Regions from separate parts of the Homo sapiens genome. Here regions 2, 3, 4 and 5 are each linked to region 1. The links are chromatin contacts, found by Hi-C or POLR2A ChIA-PET in ENCODE. All regions are on one chromosome and are shown on one strand. Each heading gives the region's core, a stretch centred on a gene start or an enhancer-like site at or near the end of the contact. The rest is flanking DNA. Distances are from core to core; before and after follow the strand shown.

What was found. Hi-C counts contacts between places; a loop is a spot of excess contacts on that map. ChIA-PET counts read pairs that join two places held with the same protein, here RNA polymerase II (POLR2A). Pooled maps may share reads with other maps.
Region 2: a map of CD8-positive, alpha-beta T cell shows a loop between it and region 1 (22-fold over the local background). The contact joins the promoter of ACSS2 here to the promoter of AHCY in region 1. A Hi-C loop is called at or near these places in 4 of 168 maps with a recorded cell type or tissue (CD4-positive, alpha-beta T cell, CD4-positive, alpha-beta memory T cell, CD8-positive, alpha-beta T cell and 1 more), 3 of 37 single-sample maps with no recorded cell type and 16 of 50 pooled maps. POLR2A ChIA-PET finds 5 or more read pairs at or near these places in 2 of 52 experiments (Caco-2 and activated CD8-positive, alpha-beta memory T cell).
Region 3: a map of CD4-positive, alpha-beta T cell shows a loop between it and region 1 (5-fold over the local background). The contact joins the promoter of EDEM2 here to the promoter of AHCY in region 1. A Hi-C loop is called at or near these places in 2 of 168 maps with a recorded cell type or tissue (CD4-positive, alpha-beta T cell and naive thymus-derived CD4-positive, alpha-beta T cell) and 10 of 50 pooled maps.
Region 4: a map of CD8-positive, alpha-beta T cell shows a loop between it and region 1 (11-fold over the local background). The contact joins the promoter of GSS here to the promoter of AHCY in region 1. A Hi-C loop is called at or near these places in 5 of 168 maps with a recorded cell type or tissue (B cell, CD4-positive, alpha-beta T cell, CD8-positive, alpha-beta T cell and 1 more), 5 of 37 single-sample maps with no recorded cell type and 11 of 50 pooled maps. POLR2A ChIA-PET finds 5 or more read pairs at or near these places in 1 of 52 experiments (activated T-cell).
Region 5: a loop to region 1 is called in a map of B cell, with 15 times the contacts of the local background. The contact joins the promoter of CBFA2T2 here to the promoter of AHCY in region 1. A Hi-C loop is called at or near these places in 2 of 168 maps with a recorded cell type or tissue (B cell and CD4-positive, alpha-beta T cell) and 7 of 50 pooled maps.

The regions. Positions count from the first base shown.
Region 1 is chr20:34,300,776-34,304,815 of GRCh38, forward strand. It overlaps AHCY (adenosylhomocysteinase), which reads right to left and starts at 2,580. Exons shown (of 10, transcript NM_000687.4): 1 at 2,468-2,580. The coding sequence starts at 2,495. RefSeq lists a silencer at 1,955-2,184 and enhancers at 2,755-2,804, 2,825-2,944.
Region 2 is chr20:34,875,264-34,878,798 of GRCh38, forward strand. ACSS2 (acyl-CoA synthetase short chain family member 2) reads left to right here and starts at 1,349. Exons shown (of 18, transcript NM_018677.4): 1 at 1,349-1,560. The coding sequence starts at 1,383. RefSeq lists enhancers at 568-647, 668-717 and silencers at 988-1,127, 1,208-1,637.
Region 3 is chr20:35,145,897-35,149,894 of GRCh38, forward strand. It overlaps EDEM2 (ER degradation enhancing alpha-mannosidase like protein 2), which reads right to left and starts at 1,440. Exons shown (of 11, transcript NM_018217.3): 1 at 1,256-1,440; 2 at 929-1,039. The coding sequence starts at 1,362. MMP24-AS1-EDEM2 (MMP24-AS1-EDEM2 readthrough) reads right to left here. Exons shown (of 15, transcript NM_001355008.2): 6 at 929-1,039. The coding sequence starts at 1,023. RefSeq lists enhancers at 622-1,225, 1,474-1,603.
Region 4 is chr20:34,954,171-34,958,216 of GRCh38, forward strand. It overlaps GSS (glutathione synthetase), which reads right to left and starts at 1,636. Exons shown (of 13, transcript NM_000178.4): 1 at 1,557-1,636. It overlaps MYH7B (myosin heavy chain 7B), which reads left to right and starts at 1,698. Exons shown (of 45, transcript NM_020884.7): 1 at 1,698-1,837; 2 at 3,928-4,042. RefSeq lists enhancers at 1,444-1,543, 1,784-1,963.
Region 5 is chr20:33,488,281-33,492,107 of GRCh38, forward strand. CBFA2T2 (CBFA2/RUNX1 partner transcriptional co-repressor 2) reads left to right here and starts at 1,816. Exons shown (of 11, transcript NM_001032999.3): 1 at 1,816-2,021. The coding sequence starts at 1,988. RefSeq lists an enhancer at 983-1,531 and silencers at 1,626-1,845, 1,856-2,135.

The DNA.
Region 1 (4,040 bases), core at 1,330-3,829:
GCTGCTGTGTGGATCTGCGGAGCAAGAGATCCAGGGAGACCTGCAAGGAGAGAGACCAGACTGGGGTGGTGACCGTGGAGACAGACAAGTGGCAGATCTGCTCACATAAAATGGAGACAATACTACTTTATCTGTATGCATGTCTGTGCCACCCCTGTCTCTGGGTCACCTTTGTGTCTCCAGCATGACCTGGCTCAGAGAAGGGGTCAGCAACTGTTTACCGACCATATCTGTCCTCAGAACTGAATGAAAGATCCATGAGAGGGGCTGGCACGTGACAAGGGTGGCAAAGAAAAACAACACAAATCTGAACCTAGTCTGAGTCCCAGCATTTACTAATGACCCAGAGAGGACCCAGAGAGGAGTTTGCTGCAGGTTCCATAGCCAATTAACCGCAGAACCAGAACTGGCAGCCAGGCAGGGCTAGAGCAGAGGCCCCTCTCAAGGCCCCTCCTGGGAGGGGCCCGGCTGTATGGGACAATGGGTTATGCCCTGTGCTGCTAAGCTCCACCCCTCCACCACCACATGTCCCTCCAGCTAAAAATAACTCCTTCAGTGCCCTCGAGGACACTGTGCCAGCCCCACAGTTTTCCCTGGGACCCTCAACTCCAAAGGCACAGGAGAGGCTAGATGCTGCAATCTCTGGAGCTAAGGACTTGCAAAAGTCACAGGAACACCTGTCCCCAGGACAAGCCAAGAGGAACAGCAAGAGCCCCTGTAAACATCAGTTTCTTCATCTGTAAAGTGTGGATAATCATCCCTAGCTTGCTATGCGCCTTAAGTAAAGATAATGCCATATGATCAAGATCTGGCATACAGCAGGGCCTCCTTCCTCCAGCCCCACCCAGCTAAGCTCCCCATCCCCAAATCCAGCTTTATCTCCACCCACACAACCCAATGGCCCCAATCCTGACCCACTAATCTCTCCACAGTATGACAAGCCCCCATTCCAGCTCTACTATTGATGTGACCTTCACATAACCTTTCTGGGTTCAGTTTCAGCATCCACACAATGGAGACAGTCTACTCTGGTAGCAACTTGATGAACTACTTCAACAGAATCTTTGCAAGTCACCTCCCAAGGGCCTCAGTTTCATGCTCTATATAACGGGATTACGTCCACCTCTATGAAGATTATTGTGTAAACACACGTAAATCACCAGATATACAGCAAGTGTTTCCATAAATGTGGATGGCATTCTCCAGACTTAATAGTGTCTTTTTTTGTTTGTTTTTTTTTTTTGAGACAGGGTCTTGCTCTGTTGCCCAGGTTGGAGCGTGGTGGTGCAATCTCGGCTCACTGCAACCTCCGTCTCCCCGGCTCAAACAGTCCTCCTGCCTCAGCCTCCCGAGTAGCTGGGAATGAAGGCGCCCGCCACCACGCCCAGCTAGTTTTTGTATTTTTGGTAGAGATAGCGTTTCACCACGTTGGCCAGGCTGGTCTCGAACTCTTGACCTCAAGTGATTCGCCCACCTCGGCCTCTCAAAGTGCTGGGACTACAGGGGTGAGCCACCACACCCGGTCCAATAGTGTCAAAGTTACTTGAAAAGCTACCAGCCAAACTGAACTGGTTTTTGCTGAAAATTCACTAGGATTGTTCCGCGTGTATTCGCTTGCACACAGTGGTGAAAGGGTGCGCTCAGAGATCTAGATGGCCTGCGTTCCAATCTTGCTCCATCACCACCAGCTGTAAGACTGAGGGCAAGTTACCTCTGCCTCAGGATTCTCATCATAAAATGAGAACAGTTTCCCTATAGAGCCATGAGACTAGAATAAAGCTAGAAGGCAGTGCCGATCCCACAGGAAACACTAAGTAAACGTTAACTATCCCTGTATTACACTTCAATCGGTGGGACAGCAGGATTTTTCAAACCACTCCAAATTTTCTTCGAGATTTCTGCAAGGCTGCCCCTGCTGGAGGGGTGGGGGACCCCACAGGTTGGGTAACTGGCCCAAAGTCCCAGGGGAGAGGAGGATCGGAGCCGGCCTGGGGCTCGCTTTCCAGGCCTCTCCTCATACACCCTCCGGGGTGCCCTCGCCGTCCCTGTAGGAGGCCCAGAGAGGGGTGGACGCTCGTCGGGGCCGCCCAGCTGGACAGGGTCCGGTCCAGGCCTAGGAGGCCGGGCGCAGGCCCCCCGAGCAGGGTCCGGCAGGTGCCAGCCGTCCCAGGCCGTGGCCAGGTGTGCTCTCCCGCGGAGCACGCCGCCAGTTTGCGGCTCGCAGACCGCGCGGCGGCCCCGGCGTCGCGGGGCATGCTGGGACTTGTAGTCCACGGCCACCCGGAACGGCCCGCTCATGGCCGCGCGAGAACTCCAACTTCCAGCTGGCTTCGCGCGGCCAGAAACGCGCCGAGGCTGCGATTCCAGGGGGTCCAGAGAGCCCCGAGTCGGCCCTGCAGCCCCCGCCACGAACAAGCCCCGGGCGGGTGCCGGGCGGCCGCAACCGGCTGCAGGTCCTGGGACTCACCGACTTTGTAGGGCAGTTTGTCAGACATGCTGGCGGCACTCGTGATGGAAACGGGCGAAGGGGGCTGGGCCTCAGTCTGGGAACAGGAACTGGGCGGGCAGCGCCGAGCAGGGATATGCGCGTGGCGCCGACGCCTTTAAATATCTTCCTCGCACTTGCATATTCATGACCCGCTGGGGCGGGGCCCAACGCGCAGGGCGGAGCCGGAGGGGATTTCGATCCCTGAAAAGAAGCCTCAGAATTTCACAAGGCGTGGCCCCAGGAGTCTCACTCACCGGTCCGGAAGGGAGCGCCGGGAGAGGCCTGAGAGCCAGCCGGGCCGTCCTCTCGCTGGTTCAGCCAGTTGATTCAGTGTCAAAACCCAGCGGAACTGAAATTCCGCCAGTTCACTTCCCTGTGCCTCAATTTCCTCATCTGTAAAATGGGCCAAATGACATCTGCCACACAGATTATTATAAGTAAAGTTGCAGGCCAGGCGCGGTGGCTCACACCTGTAATCCCAGCACTTTGGGAGGCCAAGGCGGGAGGATCGCTTGAGCCCAGGAGTTCAAGACCATCCTGGGCAACACAGTGAGACCTGAACTCTACAAAAAAAAATTAAAAATTAGCCGGGCGTGGTGGCGCGCGCTTGTGGTCCCAGCTACTTGGGACGCGGAGGCGGGAGGGAGGATCTTTTGAGCCTGGAGATCGAGGCTGCAGTGAGCTATCATCCCACCACAGCACTTGAGCCTGGGCGAAAGGGCAAGACCCTATCTCAAAAAAACCAAAACAAAGTTAAGTTGCCATTTGTCAGGTACCTACTGACATCCCAAACATTCGCCTTACTCCAAGTAACCAACACCCTGAATTTAAGTAAGTTTGCATACATTTCTTATACTTTTACTGCATCCGTATATCATTAAATAGTTCTGTGTTTAGCACCTTTATATATCAACCGTATTTACCCTTCTGCAACTTGCTTTTTTCTGTGAGCATTATATTTATGAGACTCATGCATATAGCTTGAGTATATTCATTTTTGCTGCTGTATAATTCAGTCATCCCAGGCATGGGAAGGGGAAATTGGTTTCAGGACCTCTGTGGACTCCAAAACCCTTCTATGTTCAAGTCCCTCATATAAAATGAGGCAGTATTGGCATATAACCTATGCACATTCCTCCGTACACTTTAATCATCTCTAGATTACTTATAACTAATATAATGTAAATGCTATGCAAATGGTTGTTTTGTAATTTGTATTATTTTTATAGTTATGTTTTTTTAATTGCTTTTTTTCCCCTGAATTTTTTTTTTTTTTTATGGAGTCTCACTCTGTCGCCCACACTGGAGTGCAGTGGCACCATCTAGGCTCGCTGCAACCTCCACCTCCCGGGTTCAAGCAATTCTCCTGCCTCAGCCTCCCGAGTGGCTTGGATTACAGGCACGCACCACCACACCTGGCTAATTTTGTTTTTTCTTTTTTTGAGATAGAGTTTGGCGCTTGTTGCCCAGGCTGGAGTGCAATGGCATGATCTTGGCTCACACCAACCTCTGCCTCCCGGATTCAAGCGATTCTCTTGCCTCAGCCTCCCGA
Region 2 (3,535 bases), core at 99-2,598, 570 kb after region 1:
TGTGAAGGAAAGAAGAGAATGTGGGCCAGGTGTGGTGGCTCACGCCTGTAATCCTAGCACTTTGGGAGCCCAAGGCGGGCAGATCACCTGAGGTCAGGAGTTCAAGACCAGCCTGGACAACATGGTGAAATCCCATCTCTACTAAAAATACAAAAATTAGCTGGGTGTGGTGGTGTGCACCTGTAATTCCAGCTACTCGGGAGGCTGAGGCAGGAGAATTGCTTGAATCCAGGAGGCAGAGGTTGCAGTCAGCCGAGATTGTGCCATTGCACTCCAGCCTGGGCGACAGAGCGAGAGACTCCATCTCAAAACAAAAACAACAACAAAAAAAGAGAATGTGAATGATTTTTCCTATTTGCACAGACTTTGATATTTTACAAGCCTTAGCTTCAAGCCTGACGAGGAAGTAAAACCAAATCTGGAGTCAAAGAACCTAGCTTTGGCCCTAACTTGGTCGTTATTTGCTCTCTGACTGTGCACCAGTTCCTTCCCTTTCCTGGGTTTGCCATTTGTGCAATTAGGAGGTGGGCTTATTACAAAAAACCTGAAGGTGTCTCCTAGTCTTCACTTATTGAGTCTTGTACTTTAGATCTGGATGGAGATTTGTGAAGGCAAGGAGATTGAAGACATGTCCTCATAAGAGGGAGAAAATCTGAGCTGGTTCCAGGGTGAGCAGAGAGGAGGTGCTGTCGCCAGAGCATGCCCTCAAGGTCATGGGAGAAGTTTTTCCGGAGGACGAGAATGTGGGTGTGGCTCAGAGAGGGGGGACCTGGAGGGAAGGGTGTCACCTGGAAGGAACTGGTGATAGTCAGGACTGTGCAATCAGATCACGGGGCGGCTCCGCGATGGACCTTACTCAACTCCTCTCCTTAGTCCATCCCTTTCCCTTTCGATCCTTGCCTTAACCCAACCCCTTATCTGTCACTCCAAGACCCCACCCCACTCTGGTCACTCCATGGCTCTGCCTCCTCTCCTGTCACAACCAGCCGGGTTACTCCCCATCACTCCATGGGCCCACCTCCTCTCCTGTCCCGCCTGGCCCCGCCCCTCCCTTGGCACTCCACGGTTCCACCCTCTCCCTTGTCACACCCGGCCCCGCCCCTTCTGCTTTCACTCGACGGCGTCACTCCTTCCGGCAAGTCAGCTCCACCCCTATCCCTCGACTTTTCCTTATAGTATTTCTGTCCTTGCCAACCTCGATCCCTCCCCAACCAGACACGGCCCCGCCCCCTCTGGCACCGCCCACCCGCCAGACTAAGCCACTCCCCCACTCACCAGGCCCCGCCCCTCTACGGAGGCCCCGCCTCTAGTTCGGCCTGTTTTCTCAGTCCCGGCACCCGCCGCGACCGCAAAGGCGGCCGCGGTTCTAGGAACTTGACGTGATGGGGCTTCCTGAGGAGCGGGTCCGGAGCGGCAGCGGGAGCCGGGGCCAGGAGGAAGCTGGAGCCGGAGGCCGGGCGCGGAGTTGGTCTCCGCCGCCCGAGGTCAGCCGCTCCGCGCACGTCCCCTCGCTGCAGCGCTACCGCGAGCTGCACCGGCGCTCCGTGGAGGAGCCGCGGGGTGAGGCCCGGCCCGGGCGGGCCTGGGGTGTCAGTGAGGAGAAGAGTGGGGGCTCCCTGGGGGAGTCGGGGGCTCCCTTGGGAAGCTGAGGGGTGGGTGAGGAGATGGAGGTTCTGTGAAGGAAGAATTGCGGTTCTTTGAAAATGGAAAAGGGATTCCGGGAGGAGACGAGGGTTCCATGGGAGCTGGGGAGTTCCCTGCAGACTTGGAGGGTCCGTGGTGGAGATGCGGGTTTTTGCGAGGAGACGCGGGATTCCGTGAGGGAAGAAGTGAGGTTCCTTGAGATTGGGACGGGGAGGTCGGCCAAGAGAGTGAAAGTTTCATGGGAAGAGAAGGGGAGTTCCTGAGGCGAAAAGAGGGTCTCTAAGGGGCGACGGGAGCCTTGAAGGGAGGAGGGCCACGAATAGAACTTTCTTTGCTTCCCTTTCACACCAGCTCAGCCACTGCCTCCTGAGACCCTTAACCTGTGAACTGTTGAGGGCAATAACGGGTCTGGTTCCCATCTTGGGGTCCTCAGATTAGTAATGGAGTCCCCGATCTATTTTTAGTATATCGGACATCCTAATGGAAATTACGCGGTATAAGACTGAACGAGTTACTACGATGTCAAGTTGTTTTATTTATTTTTTTAACTTGGGCTGGGATTGTATTAGTAATAGTTCAGAAGTTCTGATAGATGGTTCCATGTCTGTTAAAATGTATGAGGAAAATCGGCCAGGAGCAGTGGCTCACGCCTGTAATCCCAGCACTTTGGGAGGCCGAGGCGGGCGGATCACTTGAGGTCAGGAGTTCGAGACCAGCCTGGCCAACATGGTGAAACCCCCGTCTCCACTAAAAATACAAAAATTAGCCGGGTGTGGTGGCGGGCACCTGTAATCCCAGCTACTCGAGAGGCTGAGACAGGAGAATTGCTTGAACCCAGGAGGCAGAGGTTGCAGTGAGCCACGATAGCACCACTGCACTCCAGCCTGGGCGACAGAGCAAGACTTTGTCTCAAAAAAAAAAAAAAAAAAAAAAAAAAAAAAAGGTATAAGGAAAATCCCCCTACCCTTGCCCTCAGTCTGGGTAAAGGACAGATAGATAGACAGATAGATAGATAGATAGATAGATAGATAGATAGTTTGTTTTGAGACAAGGTGTTGCTCTGTCACCCATGCTGGAGTGCAGTGGCCCGTTCTAGGCTCACTATAGCCTGCATCTCCTGGGCTCATGCGATCTTTCCGCTTCAGCCTCCTGGGTAGCTGGGACTACAGGCGGACGCCATGACACCCAGCTACTTTTTTGTATTTTTTGGAGAGACGAGGTTTTGCCATGTTGCCCAGGCTGGTCTTGAACTCCTGGCCTCAGGCTTTCCTCCTTACTTGGCCTCCCAAAGTGCTGTGATTACATGTGCATGAGCTACTGCGCCTAGCCAAGGAGTCAAAATTGCACCCCCATTGGGAGGCAGCATGATGTTTGGTTGTGGGACAAACATGGGCCACGAATCAAATCCAGAAAAATCTAGATTTAGACCCTGGCTCTGCTGTTCATTTACTGTGGGGTCTTAGGCAAATTTTTAAGCCTGTCTGAGATTCCTTTTCTTCCATCTATAAGATAGGTCTAGTAATACTTGCCTAATGGGTTTGTATGAGGTCTAAAGTGTGTAATAAGTATGCGCTATAACATGCCTGATGCACAGTACACATTCAATAAATAGTAGTTAGTCTGATACAATATAAATCAAGCAATTACCAAGTAATGCAAGACAGGATTCAATCAAGTGTAAAGTGGTGGAGTTGGGATTTGAACCAAGACAGTTTGACTGCAGAATCCATATCCTAATAGCAATGCTATTCCTCTTCCATGACCCCACAGAATGCATTTCACCAAATTCCATCAAATACAGAATTTCTACCAGGGAAGCAGCCTCCTAATTTGTCCTCTCTTGCCTAGTTTCGCCAACTTGAGTCTTTCCAGTAGATTTATCAAGACACCA
Region 3 (3,998 bases), core at 190-2,689, 840 kb after region 1:
GAGGCTGAGGCAGGAGAATCGCTTGAAGCCAGGAGGCGGAGTTTGAAGTGAGCCAAGATCACGCCATTGCACTCCAGCCTGGGTAACAAGAGCGAAACTCCATCTCAAAAAAAAAAAAAAAAAAAAAAGAGTGTATTTTATTATATGTAAATTATGCCTTTAAGAAGTTCATTTTAAAAAGATACACATACACACATCTATATATATAATGGTATAAACCAAGAATATTTCTGGACAGATACAAAGGAAAGTTAATAGTTGGAATTCTAGGGTATGGGAGATATTTATTGTATATAATCTTTTACCACTTGAATTTGCCATTTGTATTTACTTTGTTTCAACTTAAAAAAATAAAAACCATCACAAGTTTTGAGTTTAATTTCTCCCGACCTTAGCACATTCGTGTGTAAAACAGGGATAATGGCACCTAACTCGTAGGGGTATTAAGATACTGAGCTGAGATCTGAATGACAAGCAGCAGCCAGTGATGGGAGGAAAATGGGGAGTGTATTTCAGGCACGGGGCACACCAACTACAAAGACTTAAGTTTTAGGAGTGTCACACTCCTTCCTGGATCTGAATGCCCACCTACATAATGAAAGGGGTGGGTTTTCTAATTCTTGGAGCCCTTCCACGGTATCTCGTTACTCCAGAAATTGCCTATGTCCCCACAGCTGATGCCTGTTACTGCTGGGGCTGAGCTCAGCGATCCAGCCCACCCGGCTAATCCAGGACTTTTTTTTTCACTGCGAGAGGCTAAGTGGATCCTGGAGGTGATAGTAAGAATTGCGGGGAGCGCGGCTCTAGCTCAGCTGGGAGCTTTCTGGTGCCGGTGAGGAGACCATGAAGCCACCAGCCCCAGCTGACCCGCCCGCCGAGGCCCAGAGAGTCAGACCCTGGCCGCCCCTTGCCCCTCCGCTCGCACTACCTGCCCCAGGTGTCGTGCCCGTCACAGGTGAGAGGTCGCAGCTCATCGAAGGGAAAGGCATTCTCCAGGTAGCTGTCGTAGGCGTGGTAGAACATGGCCTTGACTCGCTCCCTGGGTGGGGGACGAGAAATCAGGCATGGGGCAAGAACACAAAAACAAGCGGGGGAAGAACAAGATACAGGGCGGAAAGTGGGAATCACTAGCTGATTTCTCCCTGGGACCTAGCGGCTGTGTCGGAGCAAGTCGGGGTCTGGGATGGACGGAAAGGGAAAGGACCGGGTTCACGCTTCCCATTCCCCAACTGCGAAAGGGCGGGTCACAGTTCACCTGTAGTGGGCGGGATCTGGCGCGGAGCCGTCGGGACCTGGCGCACCATGGTGCTGAGGCAGCAGCGCGCACAGGAGGCCGAGCGGGATGAGCAGCCGGAAAGGCATAGAGCTCGTGTCCTCTCAGCGCCCCCGCAGCAGCAGCAGCCACTGCAACCAGTTCATCCTGGGAGCTGCTGCGGGTTCTTCCGGGAATCCGCGCCACTGCGCCTGCGCGCTGAGAAATCAGCCTCTCACTTCCGGACTACAAGCCCCTGAATGCAATGGGCAGCGAAACGCGGCCGAAGAGCAACTTCGGATGTACGGTTTCGGCAACACTGATCAACGTGTCTTAAAGTCAGTGGCTGTTGTTACTACTGTTATTAATTAATGTTTTAATAATAACAGCTAGCATGTATTGAGCACTTATTGTGTACTAGTACTGTACGGAGCATTTAAAATGCATTCTCTCATTCATTTTTTTCAACAACCTTATTAAGTATGAAGGCAGGGTAAGCATGAGAAATGTTCAGCCTTTACCATTATTACCTAGCAGGACAAGCCGCAGACAAAACTCCTCAGACACCGGGTTAAAGAAGGAAGGAGCTTTATTCGGCCGGGAGCGTCAGCTGACTCACTTCTCAAAAACGGAGCTCCCCGAGTGAGCAATTCCTGTCCCTTTTAAGAGCTTACAACTCTAAGGGGGTCCGCGTGAGAGGGTCGTGATTGATTGAGCAAGCAGGGGGTACGTGACTGATTACCGGTGCACCGGTAATCAGAACGGAACAGAACAGGACAGGGATTTTCACAATGCTTTTCCATACAATGTCTGGAATCTATAGATAATATAACCGGTTAGGTCAGGAGGGGTCGATCTTTAATTACCAGGCCTGGAATGCATCGCCGGGCTGTCTGACTACTGATTTCACTTCTGTCTTTCTTTTAACTCCTACATTTTCTTTGAGGCAGAAATTGGGCATAAGACAATATGAGGGGTGGTCTGCTCCCTTATTTAGGGATATTGAGTTTCCCAAACCAGTTACTTGTTGATTGTATAAGACACAACTCACATTTATTTGTCCAAAACTTCCACTCTTTTTTTTTTAAAACCTCTTGCATTTTCCGATGCTGTCACTCTTGAGGTTTCCTGAAATCCCGTCAGTTCTAGGAATTCATGACACTTCTCTCCTCCCAATTTGGGATGTGGTTACACAATCATGGTCCCTTCAGTCTCCATCTCAAACCGGAAGCTTTACCCCTGTCAGCCCTGTAGAATGTCTTGGGTAAGAATGAATACCCTGGTTGGGCGCGGTGGCTCACGCCTGTAATCCCAACACTTTGGGAGGTTGAGGTGCGTGGATCACCTGAGGTTAAGAGATAGAGACCAACCTGGCCAACATGGTGAAACCCCGTCTTTACTAAAAATACAAAAATTAGCCAGGGGTGGTGGCGGGTGCCTGTAAATCCCGGCTACTCGGAAGGCTGAGGCCGGAGAATCGCTTGAAACCGGAAGGCGGAGGTTGCAGTGAGCGAGGATCGCGCCACTCCACTCCAGCCTGGGCAAAACAGCAAAACTCCATATCAAAAAAAAAAAAAAAAAAAAAAAAAAAAAGACAAATGACTACCCTGGGGCACTATAGCTTTCAGGAGGTTTGTGATCCATTTCTCCATTCCCCTTATTCCCAAGTTTCTAAAATTTGGTCAGCACCTTAGACCACAGCAACACCCATGACTTTGGTCAGTGTGACATGCGGTAGAACCAACACTGGATTTGAAGTCAGATCTAGGATCCAGTTAATTACAACTCTGTCACTCATCTATAACCTGTGTATGTGACCCTCTCCTTCTCTGGGGCTAGCATCCTTGTCTATAAATAATGAGGAGTTTGAACAAATGGATCTTTAAGATCCTTTTCGGTCGAGCTTTCTATGATTCTAGGATTGGCTATCTCTTATTTGCTGAAAAAGTCAGATGGAAGTGATAGCTCAGTTTGTTGAGCCAGAGTGCAGCCAGGCCTCCCAAAGTGCTGGGATTACAGGCATAAGCCACTGTACCCAGCCTGGGATGTTTTTAGAAACTCTTCTTGGCCGGGTGCAGTGGCTCACGCCTGTAATCCCAGCACTTTGGGAGGCCAAGGCGGGCGGATCACGAGGTCAGGAGTTCAAGACCAACCTGGCCAATATGGTGAAACCCTGTCTCTACTAAAAATACAAAAATTGGCCGGGAGTGGTGGCAGACGCCTGTAGTCCCAGCTACTCAGGAGGCTGAGGCAGGAGAATCGCTTGAACCCGGGAGGTGGAGGTTGTAGTGAGCCAAGATCAAGATCAGGCCACTGCACTCCAGCCTGGGAGACAGAGCGATACTCTGTCTCAAAAAAAAAAAAAAAAAAGAAACTCTTCTTGGGGCTTCCAAATGGAAGGGAAAGGAGATGACAGTAAGCTGAGACCTGGATAACAACACAGGAGCACTGTATTCGTTTCCTGTGATTCCTGCAACAAATTACCACAAACCAAGTGGCTTAAAGCAACAGAAATTTATTCTCTCGCAGTTTGGGAGGTCAGGAGCCTGAAATCAATTTCACTGGGCTAAAATTAAGTTATTGACAGGGCCACACCCACTCCAAAGGCTCTAAGGGATAATCCGTTCCTTGCCTCTCTAGATTCTCCTGACTGCTGGCATTCCTTGGCTTATGGTTGTATCACTCCAGTATCTGCCCGTGCCTTCATATCGCCTTCTCTGTGGATGTGTCACATCTCCTTCTGCTT
Region 4 (4,046 bases), core at 386-2,885, 650 kb after region 1:
GGCTTTTATTTAGTTGGCAAACACTGATTTGCATTTAATGCCACTCCCTTGACTAGGTACTGGGGATATGGAGGAGGATAAGACATAAAGATAATCACCATGGGCCAGGTGTGGTGGCTCACTCGTGTAATCCCAGCACTTTGTGAGGCCGAGGCAGGCGGATCACCCGAGGTCGGGAGTTCGAGACCAGCCTCACCAACATGGAGAAACCCCATCTCTACTAAAAATACAAAATTAGCCGGGCCTGGTGGCGCATGCCTGTAATCCGAGCTACTTGGGAGGCTGAGGCAGGAGAATAGCTTGAACCCAGGAGGTGGAGGTTGTAGTGAGCCGAGATCGTGCCATTGCACTCCAGCCTGGGCAACAAGAGCAAAGCTCTGTCAAAAAAAAAAAAAAAGAAAAAAAGAAAGAAAGAAAAGAAATCAGATGAAGGTGCTAAGTGGGCCCTTTGTTTTTCTCATTCTACAGCCTCAACCCTCCCTTGGCTTTATTTATGTTTTGCTGATGACATTCAAATCTACATCTTCACAGCAATACTTTCCTACCTTCAAACTAGAATATCCAATTTTTTCCTGCGAGTCTCCATACAACCAGAATAGAATTTGTTGTTGTCTCCCACAAATCTGCTTCTTCTCTGATGAACCCCACCCAGGTACCCAAGCCTTGAGTACTTGTTTCCTACATCTCACTCTCCCCAAATCCTATGGATTTTGCTGCCTAAGTATATAGTACTTTGAATTCCTTTATTTATCTCCATTTCCAGAGTTTGTAGCCTAGCCCCGGCCACTGTCATCTCTTCCCTGGGCGTGAAACAGATTCAGAGTCAGGTGTCTTCAGTGACCAGGATATGTTGGCCTCTGTCCCCCTTCCAGGACTTGGCACGTGCTGTCTTCTCTTTGGAACTCTCGCCACCACTCCTGATCTGGGCTCGCGATTTCGTTCCGGAAGCTGTCCCTGTTCTCCGCCCCGGGCTTCTACATTCTACAGCCCATCACTTTTCCCTGTACCGTAGGAACAGTGTTTGTCTTGATCACTTCTCTACCTAGTAATTAGCCGCGCTTAGTACTGTATTCATTCATCACATGAATGAATGAAGAATGAATGACAGACGGGTCAGATCACCGAAAGCCTCAAAACGCCCACAAGGAAATCGGTCGCACTTTATCGCCAGGACTTAGGCCAGTGCCTGGAAAGGCCCCGAGGCAACGACACGGTCGGCTGCCCAGGCTGGCCCCACTTCACGGGCCCGCTCGCTTCCACCCTGGACAAAGTTTGGCCCTAATCGCTCCCCGTTGTAGCTCTAACTGGCTCCAGTCTCACTGGCCTACATGCCCCGACACCGGCCCGATCTAAAGGCAGAAGATCCGGAAAGTCTGGGATCAGTGCGCGCCAGCCCAACCCCCTCACTAGACACTAGTTGCCCCGCTCCTACGAAGGGTTTCAGCCACAAGGTCTCCCGGCCTCCGGAATTCCAATCTCTTGCCAGACCCCTCCCTCACATCGTTCCTCCCGAGGAAACGTGACCCATGCCGGCCGCCGTGGCCGCCCCAACCTACTAGTTCGCCTTTCCTCCGCGAACGGTTCTCCCGGCCCTCGCGCCGCTACCCAGGCTCAGGGGGCGGGGCCTCGATGCGACCCAGTGCGCTTGCGCTGACCGCCCCGGCTAGGCTTAAAGAGCAGGCGGGGCAGAGACCCATACCTTTGGCGCTGAGTCGAGGCCAGGAAGGGGCGGTCGATGAGAGGGCGGCCTTAGCATTAGGAGTGCGTCGGCTGCACCCTGGCGGATGGACCTTGGGAAGGAGGGGAGGGGACCATCGGGGTCGGCGGGGAGCTACGGGTATGCATAGCTCATAGAGCGTCAGAGCTGACGACGACTAGTGGAAGATGGGGAAACTAATGCTCAGAGCGGGACAGTCACTACCTCAGGGGCACACAATTGATAAGGGTGGGGGTGGCCGTGGTAATGGAGGCCCCAAGGAGGGGCAGGGGCCCATAGTACGTCAGGGGCTGAGCCTGTATTAGAACCCAGGCTTGTTTCCCAGCCCAGCCAAGTCCCAGAAAAATCCCCCTGATTTTATCTATTTTTTTTTAACCTGGGATACCAGCAGGGAAAGCATTAGAGGCAAAAGGAAAGGATTTTCATTTTTCCAGGAATGCTGAAGTCAGGACTGTTTGAGGGGAGCCCTGTGTTTCTCAGACTCTCTTGTACCGTTTACATCAGGATCTGGGGCAGTTTTTAAAAATATGCGGATTCATGATTCCTACCCCCCACCTCATTGCTTGGCAGCCCCCAGGTGCCTTCCCTGTTTCTTCCTTCTGGGTTGTGATAGGCTTGTCTGCAGTCCGAAGCACCTGATACGAATTTTAGTTAAATGGAATGTATCAGTCCAGCTTCTAGGGAATTAACCATAAATAAGACACAGCCACTGCTTTCAGTCTGATAAGATAGGCAATAAACTGCCTTTCTGAAGGAATCAGGGATGGTTTTTGGGGTCTTGAAGGATGGATAGGAAGGTATAGGTAGTGAAGGAGGTAGGGGTAGAGGTGAGAGGCTGGGATGGGGACAGTGTTCCAAATTGCAGGAACAAAAGCAGCAAAGGCTGGCTGGGTGCAGTGGCTCAGACCTGTAATCCCAGCACTTTGAGAGGCCGAGGCAGGTGGATTACTTGAGCTCAGGAGTTGGAGACCAGGCTGGGCAACATGGCGAAACCCCGTCTCTACTAGAAATACAAGAATTAGCCGGGTGTGTTGGCCCGTGCCTGTAATCCCAGCTACTCGGGAGGCTGCGGCGTGAGAATTCTTGAGCCCCGGAGACGGAGGCTGCTGTGAGCTGAGATCACGCTGCAGCACTCCTGCCTGGGTGACAGCGTGAGACCCTGTCCTAAAAACAAAACAAACGAGCAGCGAAGGCATATAATTCTGAGGGTTGCTCGGCTTGTTTTACAGACACTGAGGAGTTTGGTGTGGATAATGAGGAAGGGCCTGAGGGTTGCAACAGGACTTAGGCGCTTAGGCTTGGAGAGGTAGCCTCAGACGCCAGTTCCACTGAGCAACAGGAGCTAAGGGCTTTAAGCAGGGGAAGGACATGGTTAGTTTTGTGTGTTAGGCACTGGTTACAGCGTGACAAATGGTTTGGAAGTGGGGAGATGGGCCAGAGAAAGCAGAGAGAGTTAAGATGTGAGATCATGAGGCTGTAGCCAGTGCAGCAGCTGTGGAGATGGAGCGAAGCGAACAGATCAAAGAAATTTAGGAGTGAGAACTCCTAGTGATCGTAAATCAGTGGCCCAACCCAGGGACCAAGATCCTTTTGACTCTTTTTTTTTTTTTTTTTTTTTGAGACGGAGTTTTCGTTGTTGTTGCCCAGGCTGGAGTGCAGTGGCACGATCTCAGCTCACTGCAACCTCCACTTCCCAGGTTCAAGCAATTCTCCTGCCTCAGCCTCCCAAGTAGCTGGGATTACAGGCGTCCACCACCACACCCGGCTAATTTTTGTATTTTTGGTAGAGACAGGGTTTCACCATGTTGGCCAGATTGGTCTGAAACTCTTGAGCTCAGGTGATCCACCCGCCCCAGCCTCCCAGAGTGCTAGGATTACAGGCGTTAGCCACTGCGCCCGGCCCCTTTTGACTCTTTAAATAAACCATGTACATTATCTGACTACAGGACAGGCTGAGTCCTCCAGTCTCCCGTGTGTGGTCACGGGATGGGGGGAGATGGTGGCAGATAGGTGTCTGGTTATTCCCAGAACAATGTTTCCTGATGTCCTTTCCTCGTTGGCTTTTGTACCTGAGGGGATAAGCAGCTGTTAACTAGAATAGGCCCCAGGTGGCAGGAAGAGGCTCCTGGGTCAACCAGGAACAAAAGAAGCTATTTCTAGTGCAGCATGAAATTAAAAATCAAAAGCATGACCCAGGGTTCTCTGTGCAGGTTCCCCTCTTCCAAGACGGGTGCCAAGTGATGAGTATCAGGTGTCTATGGTGAGATTTGGGGAGGATCCCAGACCTTAACAGCCCTTTGGTTGAAACCTCTCACAATGTGGCAGGTAA
Region 5 (3,827 bases), core at 566-3,065, 810 kb before region 1:
GTAGCTGAGACTACAAGCGTGTGTGCAACACCATGTCTGGCTAATTTTTGTATTTTTTGTACAGGCGCGGTTTCCCCGTGTTACCCAGGCTAGTCTTGAACTCCTGGACTCAAGCGATCCACCTGCCTTGGCCTCCCAAAGTGCCGGGATTAGAGGCATAAACCACTGTACCCGGCCGGCCTACATTCTGTCTTTTAAAATTTGTTTTCAATACACAAGTAAAATACAAATGCATTCTATATTCTTGGTGTGAGATATCTGAAATAATACTGAGAAACAAGAGTCTTTATTCTTTTCTTTTCTTTTCAGACGGAGCTTCCCTCTGTTGCCCAGGCTAGAGTGTAGTGGCGCGATTTCGGTTCACTGCAACCTCTGCCTCCCAGGTTCAAGCGACTCTCCTGCCTCAGCCTCCCGAGTAGCTGGGATTATGGACACCCGCCACCGCGCCCAGCTAATTTTTTTGTTTTGTTTTGTTTTGTTTTTTGAGAGGGAGTCTCGCTCTGTCACCCAGGTGGGAGTGCAGTGTCGTGATCTTGGCTCGGTGCAACCTCCGCCTCCGGGGTTCAAGCAATTCTCCTGTCTCAGCCTCCTGATTAGCTGGGATTACAGGCTTGTGAAACCAAGTCCAGCTAATTTTTGTATTTTTAGTACAGACGGGGTTTCACCACGTTGGTCAGGCTGGTCTCCAAATCCTGAGCTGTGATCTGCCAGCTTCGGCGTCCCAAAGTGCTGGGATTACAGGGGTGAGCCACAGCTCCTGGCCTTGTTTTGTTTTTTTGATACGGAGTTTTGCTCTTTTTGCTCAGGCTGGAGTGCAATGGCTCCGATCTCGGCTCACTGCAACCTCCCCCTCCCGGATTCAAGTGATTCTCCTGCCCCAGCCTCCCGAGTAGCTGGGACTAAAGGCACGCGCCACCGCACCAGGCTAATTTTTGTATTTTTATTTATTTATTTTTTTAGTAGAGATAGGGTTTCACCTTATAGGCCAGACTGGTCTTCAAACTCCTGACCTCGTGATCCTCCCGCCTCGGCCTCCCAAAGTGCTAGGATTACAGGCTTGAGCCACTGCGCCCGGCTCTAAGTTTTGTATTTTTAGTAGAGACAGCGTTTCGCCACATTGGCCAGACTAGCCTCGAAGTTCTGACCTCAGGTAATCCACCCTCCTCGGCCTCCCAAAGTGTTAGGATTATAGGCCTGAGCCACCGTGCCTGGTCTATTTTTTATTTTTATTTATTTATTTTTTTAATAGAGACGCTAGTCTCAAACTCCTGAGCTCAAGTGACTCTCCTTTGGCCTCCCAAAGTACTAGGATTACAGGCGTGGGCCACCACGCCCGGCCAACAGTTATTAAAATTACGATGATGAAATTTTAGGCATTTAGAATACTTCAGGCCAAAAACACTTTGAGCCAGGGGGCTCGCTCAAAGGCATGCGCAAAAGCCATCAGGCCTGTACCTGGAGAACTCAGGTGAGACGTTGCCACTCGTTGTAATCCCTCCCCCTAGCACTCGGCCCCCGAGCCTGGGCCACTGCCCTGGCTACACCGGGAAGTCTGGAGCTAGAAAGTGGGCCGTGCGCGTGACGGGCGCGCGTGACGCCGAGGGGGCAGGTCTGAGAAGCAGGCTGCGCCGGGATTCGGCGGTCGGTTCCCGCGGAAGGGGCGGGTCAGGTTAGGGGGCGGTGCTTAATGGGAGCTGGTCTTGGGGCCGGGCTTCCGCGTGCGTTGGCCTGGCGGCGAGAGCGCGCGGCGGGGGCGTGCCCGGCGGGCGGGGCGGGGCCAGCCGGGGGCGGGGCGGGGCGCGGCCTAACGGCGGCGGCGGCGGCGGCGACGGCGACAGCAGCGGTGGTGGTGTCTGGTTAGCTCGGCGGCTGCAGATCTCGCGGCGACGCCTGCGAGGGACCCGGGCCGCGGGTCGAGGCGGGCGGCGCCTGCGAGGGACCCGTGTCGCGGGTAGAGGCGGGCGGCGCGCGGCGGCGGCGCTCGGCGATGGTAGGCGTCCCTGGAGCGGCCGCCTTCCAGCGTAAGTGGGGCGTGAATGCGGGCGGCCGAGGGGGGCGTGTGAGGGCCTGCGGCTCCGCAGGCGCGGTGATTCCGAGTGCCCCGGGCGCGAGGCCGGGAGTGGAAACTGAGGCCCGAAGCGGGGCGGCGGATCCAAGGTCACGCAGCGGGGCGGGCCTTCCCGGGCTCCTGAGGCCACCCCGTCGCTTCCTGCGCCGCCCGAAGAGCTCGGGGCTCACGGTGTGAGGGAAATTGTGGGGCCCGCGGCCTCGGAACTTAGGCCGGGCCGGCGTCCATGGGACTTGCCGGCGGGCAAGAATCATTTTGTTGTCCCAGCGCTGGGGCCACGAAGTCCGGCTCCTGGGGAAATACTACACCCGCCCGATGTTGAGGGTTGGAGGAGATGAGAATGGCCCCTCGGAGGGCCTGTTTGAGCGCAGGCTCAGTAGTTGGCTACCTGGGTTCACATCCAGGCTTCCCCATTTAGGTAGTGACCTTGGCTCTCCCGGTGCCTCAGTTCCCCCATCTGCAAAATGGGGATGTGGAGCGGGTTCCCTCCCTCCCCCAGGGTTCTTGGGTTTTGTGAGGCCAGTAAAACGCTTGACACCGACCGTGGCACACACACAATTGTGAAAACTGTCATTATTGTAATCGTCCTTTATTAATCTGATCCAGTGTGCACCGCACTCGGAAAAGTCCGAAATTAGGCTCTAGCCGTGTTAAGATTTTGTTTTGTTGTCTGTTAGTCCTGCTCCATGATCTAATTGTTATTCTTACTTCCATTTAGCCATTCCAGTATTTATCTAGTGTTCCTCCTTGATGTGTGAGATCCTTGGGGGAGGGGTGGCTTCTCTGAATAAGAACAATAAAATTTTAATTGTTTTTCATTATTGTAATTATAATAGCCAACATTTTTTTGAGCACCAGACATTTTGCATTCTATTCACTTAATATTTATTAAATCATATAGTAAGTTTAAAAATACCATTCCAGGCCCTGGGAATACAATAAACAAGATAGACCGAACTGGGGTTTTGAGTTTAGTTAGGAGAGGGAGAGACATAGTAAATGAGGAAACAGATAAACATGTTTTGCATGTTTTTTTAATTGTTTAATCTTGATGACATCCTAAGTAAGACATTATTTGAGGATGCCCATTTTGCAGAGGATGAAACTGAGTAACAGAAGGTACTCTGAGTACTAGTCTCAGAGCTGATGTCCTTAAACACGTGAAAGGGAGGCTTTACGCTTCTTTTTTTTTGCACCCATTAAATGTTGGATTGAAGATAGAAAAAGTAGATACACCCAGCTTGCAGTTACTGCTTTTGATGGTTTGATCCATTCCTCATGAAATTTCCAACTAAAGAGGCGGATAGTGATTACTCTTTTAGGCTTGCAAAGGTACAGCATCTCTGTAAAATGAAAGGCTTTTTTTTTTTTGAGACGGAATCTTGCTCTGTCGCCCAGACTGGAGTGCAGGGGTGTGATCTTGGCTCACTGCAACCTCCGTCTCCTGGGTTCAAGCTATTCTCCTGTCTCAGCCTCCGGAGTAGCTGGGACTACAGGCATATGCCACCACGCTCGGCCAATTATTTTATTTTATTTTATTATTTTTTTTGAGACGGAGTTTTGTTCTTGTTGCCCAGGCTGGAGTGCAGTAGTACAATATCGGCTCACTGCAACCTCCCCCCGCCCCAGGTTCAAGCGATTCTCCTGCATCAGCCTCCAGAGTAGCTGCGATTACAGGCGCCTGCCACCACACCTGACTAATTTTTTGCATTTTTAGTAGAGACGGTTTTACCATGTTGGCCAGGCTGGTCGTGAACTC